2 separate regions of the Homo sapiens genome follow, and region 2 is linked to region 1. A link is a contact called in ENCODE Hi-C data. All regions are on one chromosome and are shown on one strand. Each heading gives the region's core, a stretch centred on a gene start or an enhancer-like site at or near the end of the contact. The rest is flanking DNA. Distances are from core to core; before and after follow the strand shown.

Evidence for each region. A loop is a pair of places that touch in the nucleus more often than their neighbours do. Pooled maps may share reads with other maps.
Region 2: a pooled map shows a loop between it and region 1 (3-fold over the local background). The contact joins the promoter of PPHLN1 here to the promoter of ABCD2 in region 1. A Hi-C loop is called at or near these places in 4 of 50 pooled maps.

Annotation. Positions count from the first base shown.
Region 1 is chr12:39,617,649-39,621,724 of GRCh38, reverse strand. It overlaps ABCD2 (ATP binding cassette subfamily D member 2), which reads left to right and starts at 1,922. Exons shown (of 10, transcript NM_005164.4): 1 at 1,922-3,048. The coding sequence starts at 2,110. RefSeq lists enhancers at 302-381, 1,611-2,130, 2,441-2,520.
Region 2 is chr12:42,323,974-42,328,650 of GRCh38, reverse strand. PPHLN1 (periphilin 1) reads right to left here and starts at 2,484. Exons shown (of 10, transcript NM_201439.2): 1 at 2,422-2,484. It overlaps ZCRB1 (zinc finger CCHC-type and RNA binding motif containing 1), which reads left to right and starts at 2,557. Exons shown (of 8, transcript NM_033114.4): 1 at 2,557-2,727; 2 at 4,547-4,632. The coding sequence starts at 4,549. RefSeq lists an enhancer at 2,812-2,861.

The sequences.
Region 1 (4,076 bases), core at 673-3,172:
CACCAGTTGTAATTTGCCAACTTCTGTTCTAGCTTGATGCATATTTTCCTAAGCTTTTAATTGACTGGAAATGTGTATGTATGTTGGGGGCCAGCTGCTGGTGAACAAAACTGGCTGTAGCTACTGAGCATACTCAGTGTCACTTAGAAATCCCCAGAAGTTTCAGAATATATATCACTTTTGTAAGATTTCAGTAGATACCACAAGCAGAAGAGCAAGCAGAAAGGGAGATTTCCGAGAATTTTAATGAGATGGGGGGCGGGGACAGTGAAGAGCAAAAAAAATGGTTTTTCCATATCCAAAAATATACTCAGCCCTGACTTAAAAAATGCTCTTGGCTGGGCGTGGTGGCCCACGTCTATAATCCGAGCACTTTGGGAGGCTAAGGCAGGTGGATCACTTGAGGCCAGGAGGTTGAGACCAGCCTGGCAAACATGGCAAAACCCATCTCTACTAAAACTACAGAAATTAGCCAAGTATGGTAGGCGCACCCTCGTAATCCCAGCTACTCGGGCTGCTGAGGCACCAACCTGGGAGGCGGAGGCTGCAGTGAGCTGAGATCGTGCCACTGCACTCCAGCCTGGGTGACAGAGAGAGACTCTGTCTCATAAAAAAAAAAAAAAAAAAAAAAAAAAAAGCTTTTTACATTTTCAAAAATATGCAGAATTGTCCTTGACTGTTGAACAATTTAAATCCTCCATTATGGATGTGAAGAATTTTAAGACTCTTAGTTTTTATCAAATAACCAAATGGAAATAGGAAGTAGCCAGTAGATTATCTCTACAGCTAAACAAAACAAACAAAGCAGAAACCTGCAAAAGACAAAGCATTCTTGAAAAATGAAGTAAGGTCCTAGAGAAGCTATTTCCACCATCCAACACCAGCTGAATTCCCAAATGGTTAAACTTTCACTATAAGTGCTACCCCACTCCAAGTAAAAACTACCTAACACATGGGAGTAGTAAACATGAAACATTGCTCTCATTTATTTAATAGTCGTCACCTTGTAAATAAATATGAGTACATCAGATCTCCAGTTATGGGGCTGGAAGATTTTTAGCATAAGGACAAGTAGGATGCAGAGGAAAAAGGGAGAATGGCTAGAGGCATAGCAAATAATTATTTTCTGTAACACGGAAGACTTTTATCCTATTTATTTACAAGGGAAACCCTCGATTACAACTTGTCTATTAGGTTCTGAGACCTTTTGTGAAATCAGACCCCCAAAAAAGCCGGGGGGATCTGTGAAAAACAGATCCAAGTGTATTTGATATTTGGCATTCTCCGGTGTCCCTCCCACTTGTCACTTTCTTTTCTGATCCGTTTCAGATTCATTCCATATCCTTTTCATATTCATTTTATGTTGATCCTCTTGTCCCTCCTCCCTCATTTTCGTGGTTCCTTCTCCCTCCTCGTCTCATTAAAACTCTTGCAAATCTCCCTTTCTGCTTGCTCTTCTGTTTGCGGTAGCTGCTGAAATCTTACCGAAGTGATGTATATTCTGAAACTTCTGCGGGTTTCTAAGTGACATTGAGCATGCTCAGTAGCTAGGGCCGGTTTTGTTCGCTTGGAAATCTCCCTTTCTGCTTGCTCTTCTGTTTGCGGTATCTACTGAAATCTTACCGAAGTGATGTATATTCTGAAACTTCTGTGGGTTTCTAAGTGACACTGAGCATGCTCAGTAGCTAGAGCCGGTTTTGTTCGCCAGCAGATGGCCTGATTCGACCTCTCCAAAAATAGACATTTTAACTCTCTGAACTCCTGTTTAAGGAAGGATGTAATTCGCTTTGCTCTCTCCTCATTTTCAAGGTTCAAAGGGAAGCTGCGAGGATTCCAAGGTCCCACCGCCCTCACAGCCAATGAGGGGCCTGGGAGGGAGGAGCTTGGTGCAGCTTGAGCTTCTGAGAGAATCATTCCCGGTAGATGCAGCGGAGTCTGAGCTCTGCTGCATCTGTCACAGCAGAACAAAATTAAAAACACAACAGTGGAAGAGAAACGCTGCAGACTATGGGACGCTGTAGGACTTTCTAAAACATTTGCTGGGGATTTCTGTGAAGCATGATCTTTTAAAACGAATTCTTTTGGAAGCCGGTTTGGGTAACTGGGAAAATGACACATATGCTAAATGCAGCAGCTGATCGAGTGAAATGGACCAGATCGAGTGCTGCTAAGAGGGCTGCCTGCCTGGTGGCTGCGGCATATGCTCTGAAAACCCTCTATCCCATCATTGGCAAGCGTTTAAAGCAATCTGGCCACGGGAAGAAAAAAGCAGCAGCTTACCCTGCTGCAGAGAACACAGAAATACTGCATTGCACCGAGACCATTTGTGAAAAACCTTCGCCTGGAGTGAATGCAGATTTCTTCAAACAGCTACTAGAACTTCGGAAAATTTTGTTTCCAAAACTTGTGACCACTGAAACAGGGTGGCTCTGCCTGCACTCAGTGGCTCTAATCTCAAGAACCTTTCTTTCTATCTATGTGGCTGGTCTGGATGGAAAAATCGTGAAAAGCATTGTGGAAAAGAAGCCTCGGACTTTCATCATCAAATTAATCAAGTGGCTTATGATTGCCATCCCTGCTACCTTCGTCAACAGTGCAATAAGGTACCTGGAATGCAAATTGGCTTTGGCCTTCAGAACTCGCCTAGTAGACCACGCCTATGAAACCTATTTTACAAATCAGACTTATTATAAAGTGATCAATATGGATGGGAGGCTGGCAAACCCTGACCAATCTCTTACGGAGGATATTATGATGTTCTCCCAATCTGTGGCTCACTTGTATTCCAATCTGACCAAACCTATTTTAGATGTAATGCTGACCTCCTATACACTCATTCAAACTGCTACATCCAGAGGAGCAAGCCCAATTGGGCCCACCCTACTAGCAGGACTTGTGGTGTATGCCACTGCTAAAGTGTTAAAAGCCTGTTCTCCCAAATTTGGCAAACTGGTGGCAGAGGAAGCACATAGAAAAGGCTATTTGCGGTATGTGCACTCGAGAATTATAGCCAATGTAGAAGAAATTGCCTTTTACAGAGGACATAAGGTAAGATAGAAATTAAGGTGATGGGTGAAATGTGAAACTGTTCAAGTTGCCACTGCAGTGCCAGATACCATCTGTTGTCCTGTCGATGGACCCACTTCTTTAGTGTCTTAGATTCCTCTGACATCTAAACCTGAATTAAAATATATGCTTCATTACCCCTTTTAACTGTAACCAGTTAAAGGATTATAGGGTGCAAACTTTTCTAAAGTTTCAGAAGAATAAAATTTGCAACACTCTAAAAAAGTCTACTTAGCCTCAGTTACTCAAATATGCTCAGAATTATTTCTAACGCATTTTCTTAAAACTTAAATCCCAACTTGGTAGGTCATCCTAAAGCACCTACCAGAAGAAAATATATATTTAGAAACTAAGACTAAACATATTTCCACTGAAATGGAAAATTTAGAATGATATTCTTTGTTGTTCCTTTGTTGTCCAAGAGGGGGGAAGAGCCAGGGTTTCTTATAGAAGACATTTTTAACAATTTTGCATGTCTGATCAATATGGAGCATCCCCATTCCCAAGAAGCGTAGGAGAGTGTCTCACAAAATGGCATTTCTACTACTCTTAGTTCATGTTCAGCACTGTACTTTGACAAAATGAAAAGAGGAAGTGAAATGAAATTTTGTCTAGCTTTGAAAAAAAAAAAAAGCTGAAATTAGAGAAGAAATGAGGAGTACAAAAGGAGTTTCAGAATGTTTTTAATTATTAAAGATTTTCAACATTAAGCAGATCCCTAAAACAATTAGCCCAATTATACATACTAACAGTGCATGAAGGTAACTTCAGAATATGAAATGACAGAAATTTTGAAGGCAATGCAATCTTAATTTAAATGACTTGGTGAATAAAATAAAGTATTCTACTGTTGAAGATGGCATGTCAATCACCAAGCAGAATTATTTAATTTTTAAAGCATCTGTAATTATCAGTGTCTTTAATAGCAGTAGCAACCTGAAAAATAATATTTAAAGTAAATTTAGGAATCCTACTCCCACTTGAAAATTGACCTCATATATTGTATTATA
Region 2 (4,677 bases), core at 1,235-3,734, 2.7 Mb before region 1:
CTTCTTTTATAAGCCCGAATGTACTGCACTAAACTTAGTAGGAGATCCCTGATTGTCCATTATAATTGATCAATTAACTGAAATTACACAAGTAAACAAAAATGCCAGATGTCTGCCTACATATAATATTTATAAATCTGAATTTTATTTCATATATGGATGGAAGTTAAGGCCTTAACCGGTCAGCCTCCTTCCAGTGTTTTACCCTCCATTTTACCCTAAAAAAGGATAATCAACTGTTAACGCATATTCATAATGTGAAGTTTCCAGGATCAAGAATCCAAGAGGTTTTTTATTAACCATAATAAATCCAAACTTCTATCTTCCATATGCCTCCTTCTATTATATCTAACCTTCTATTCTCTCCAAAAGCATATAATTATGCCTGTTTCCTTACTGTGCCACAAACAGACTAACACATACTACCACGGAGCTGTTTATTTTCCAAACGGGATATCTTTTTCCATTCTCTCATTCAACATCCAACGGTCCATCAAGGCCCAACTCAAAACCTATTATTCTCCACAAAGCCCATTATATAAACCCTACAAGACTTAAAACAGATTCCAAACTAGTGACTGATAGGCCATATGAGACTTGTGTTTGACCCACTTTTTTTTTTTTAATAAAATTCTATTCCACTGACAACATTTAAAAACTGGGAGAGGATGCTTTTTAAAAAATGGTATTTCCAACTTTTTTTGAAAAAATTAGATGTTCTGGCAAAACTGGGATCATATTCTCACATAGCCACAATCAGCTGTAGCTGAGTGGCAGGTGACCCCTTCTAAGGGTGAAGTATTCATTAACGTTAACTGCCTGATCTCTGCAGCATACCTTCAGCACCTGCAATCATTCAAGAAATAACTGACTGTCTTATGTGCCAAGAACTGTATTAGCTACTGGAGTTACAAAGATAAACGAGACAAACACAGTCCCTCACCGACAGTCTCGCTTAGTAGGGATGGCAAAGAAGCAATTAAGATACATGTGATAAATGCCGTGAGGGAAGTGCAGGACAGCTAAGAGTACATAGCAAAAATACCTAACTCTATGGAAGTTAGGGTATACCCCTCAAGTAAAGTGACAGCTAAACTCAGATCTTTAATAGAAGTTATCCAGAAAAAGATAGGAGGAAACAGGGAGCTCAAATGTCCCAGAGAGAGAAAAGAGCCTTTGTGAAGATACTGAGGGAAGAAAGTATTCTGAGGAATTGAAATCCGTTCAACATGGCTACAGCCATGCCCAACCTTTAAATGCAGGGTCAGAGAAAGGGCTCAACTGAAATGGCTGGCAGGAAAATCTACGTGTTATCAATAGTTAAGGTTAGGAGATGAAGGAGAATTTCACTAAAGAAGTTGAATATGTAAAATAGTTTAAGCAGGAAATAGAGGTTTCAGAAAGCACAGATGGGGTGTTGAGGGGTTAAATGGGGAAGAAACGAAGAAGCAGTGATAGCCTAAGTCGAAAGAAAGCACAAAGCAGCATGGAAATGAGACTATAGCACAGAAGACCACAGAAGCTTACATCTTGGGCGGTAACCAAGGATAACAGAGATGTAAAGCATGGTAAGTTTGGCTGGCCACAAGTATGCCTAGAGAATTAGTGCCAGCGGTCTCCTGTCGGCCACGGAGGCATTCAGGCCTCTCAAAATTCAGCTGCGCCCTGGATGGATTGTACTTCCGTCTCTATAGAAGACATCGGCTTCACTCTGGATTGATTGTGCAGGCTCCAGGAGAGGCTGTGGGTTCCAGGCTGCTGGAACGCAGGCTCCCAGGGAGTGGTTAGAGGCCTGGTCTGTATGTGCTGGTAGGCAGAAGTATAAATTACCTTGCATTACGTTCTGATTTTTCTGTAGGAATGGTGGGCATGTTATGGCCTCTTAGAGAAAAAGCAGTGCGTAGCCATTATAGATTTACAGGAAGAGAAAAGGTGCCAAGAAGATCAACACTTGTCCATACCCATACTAAAGATGAGTCATTCTGTGAATCCAACTCTCCCCAAGTTGACCTCGTCTCCCCAACTAGACTGAGATCTTCACCAGAAAACAAAACAAAACAAAACATAAAAGGTCTGTTTATTTTGTAGTTCCCAAAGTGCCTAATAGCTGGGTACCGTGAACACCTTCAGTAAAATTACCGACTTCCTGACTCCTCTCGGGTCACTGAAGTTACCTAGCTCAGTCGTCTTCTTGCATATTAAGGCGCTACAGAGAGGCGAACCCCTATCTTAGACTCAATACTTCCCTTTATTCCAAACTCCACTGCGTCTCTCCACCCTCAACCGCATGGGCAGAATTGTCACACAATTCAAAGGCAGGAGAATCCAGGACCCGACACAGAAAACTCCCGCCCACTCCCCCCCGTTTAGCAGCCCGCACACGCTCTGCATCCATCTCTGGGAAAGGTAAAAAGCGCTCACCGACTCTGGCCCTCCGGGAGACCCCGTAAATGCAGCCGTCCGCTCGCCGCCGTTATCCCAGGTAGGTACTTCCGGCGCGCGCAATGACGTTAGCGAAGCGCTCGCCTCTGGGCCCGCCTTCGGGGCCCGGATCTCAAACAGTCGGGAAGAAGCACCGTGGCTGCTATTATCTGCTCTCCGCGCCTGACCCCTCCCAGGACTCGTGATGCCAAGGCCGCTGCGAGCGGCTACGAAGAGTCGGGGTTGAGCCCCAGCTGAGCCGAGGGCTCGCACTCTTCTGGTCTCCCAGGCCCAACCCACCTGAAGGTAAACGCCTCCTCAGCTGCGGCCTTCTCTCCTGCGGGGCCCCCTCCCCAGACTCGGCTGCCAAAACGCTCTGCCCCTCTCTCCCGCCACCCTTTTTATTCCAGGACCTTAACCTCTGCCTGCCTTCGCGGCTCTCAGCAGAACGTGTAACGCATAGTTTCAAATGAGAAACTTAAAAAGCGACGTATCTATGTTGAGTTCCTGAAGTTTTCTAAATAATTCCCCCATAACACCAAACATGAGGCAGTTTTCTCATTCCTTCACGAATTGGCATGCCATAGAGTCAGTATTTTTCCATTTGTGATGGTTGATCTTCCCATCTCAAATACACACCGCACGCTCTTTTTAAATCAGAAATTTGAATTTGGTTGAGCCTGATATTTTCACGGTAATTTGCTGACTTTGTAAGATAAGATGTGAAAATTACTGATTACATTTGTAAACTTTATATACATATACACACATACCTACAGGTCTGTCTCTTCGAGGCACCAAGCCTATTTATATAATGTATCATTTCATAATTTGGCAATAAGCAAAATTAGCGTTTCGAAAGAAGTTTATATTGTCGATACATAAAGCTTAAATTTACTCCTTAACATCATACTAAAAGGGGAAAAGAAAATTTTCCTCTTAACACACCACTCCAGAGAAAAAAAATATTAAGACAAGCAAAAAAGGTACCCAGCCATAGTACAGGCATGCACAGCATAACAACTTTTTGATTAACAACAAACCACATATACCACAGTGGTCTCCTAAGAGTGTAATACATTGTACCATATTTTTAGTGTACGTTTTCTGTGTTTAGCTATGTAAATATTTACCATTGTGTTTCAACTGTCTACATTATTCACTACATTAACATGCTGTACAGGTTGTAGCCTAGGAGCAATAGGCTAGACCATCTAGGTTTGTCTCAGTACACCCTGTGATGTCTGCACTGTGAAATCACGTAACACTCAGAACATACCTCCTTCATTAAGCATAGCATGACTGTGTATTAGCAAAAATCAGTGGCTAAGGTTCTGTCTGAGTCCCCATGCTCTTTCTGACCTGGGTGAGCAAGGTGCAGGTAATGTACATATACAGTACATATTCAATAGAGCATTTTTTTTGCTCATGGTCTGAGTGGAAGTTAGGAGTAGCCTCAGGGTTTTTCCTTCATCTGTTCAAAACCCGTCTCCCTACCCATACAATCTGGCACTGAAAGTGTTGGTATAAAGAATACTTGAAAGAAGAAGAACCAAAAAAGAATTTTTTTTAAGTGGTGACTGGGAAAAAGGAATTCCTTAATTCAGCCTGCTGGAGTCATTGTTCCTAACTTCCTAAAATGTAAGGAAGGTGTACACATCTGGCATAATTAAATCGGTGATTGTTAATACTTTATTGGTTTTTGTTTTTTGTTTTTTTCCAAATAATACCCAGACTGGTCTGATGTATTGGTTTTATTTGGAATTAATAATACTTGGTTTAGGCCAGGTGTGGTGATTCATGCCTGTAATCCCAGCACTTTGGGAGGCTGAGGCAGGTGGATCATTTGAGGTCAGGAGTTCAAGACCAGCCTGACCAACATGGTGAAACACTGTCTCTACTAAAAATACAAAATTAGCCAGGCATGGTAGTGGATGCCTATAATCCCAGCTACTCGGGAGGCTGAGGCAGGATAATTGCTTGAACCTGGGAAGCAGAGGTTGCAGTGAGCCGAGATCACGCCATTGCACCCCAGCCTGGGCAACAAGAGGGAAACTCCGTCTCAAACAACAAAAAAAGAATCCTGGTTTAGACTGATTGCTGATAAGTTTGTTTTCACTTTTAGAAATGAGTGGTGGATTGGCTCCAAGTAAGAGCACAGTGTATGTATCCAACTTGCCTTTTTCCCTGACAAACAATGACTTGTACCGGGTAAGTAAATCTTATCGAGTGACTGCTATTTGAGATACAGATAAC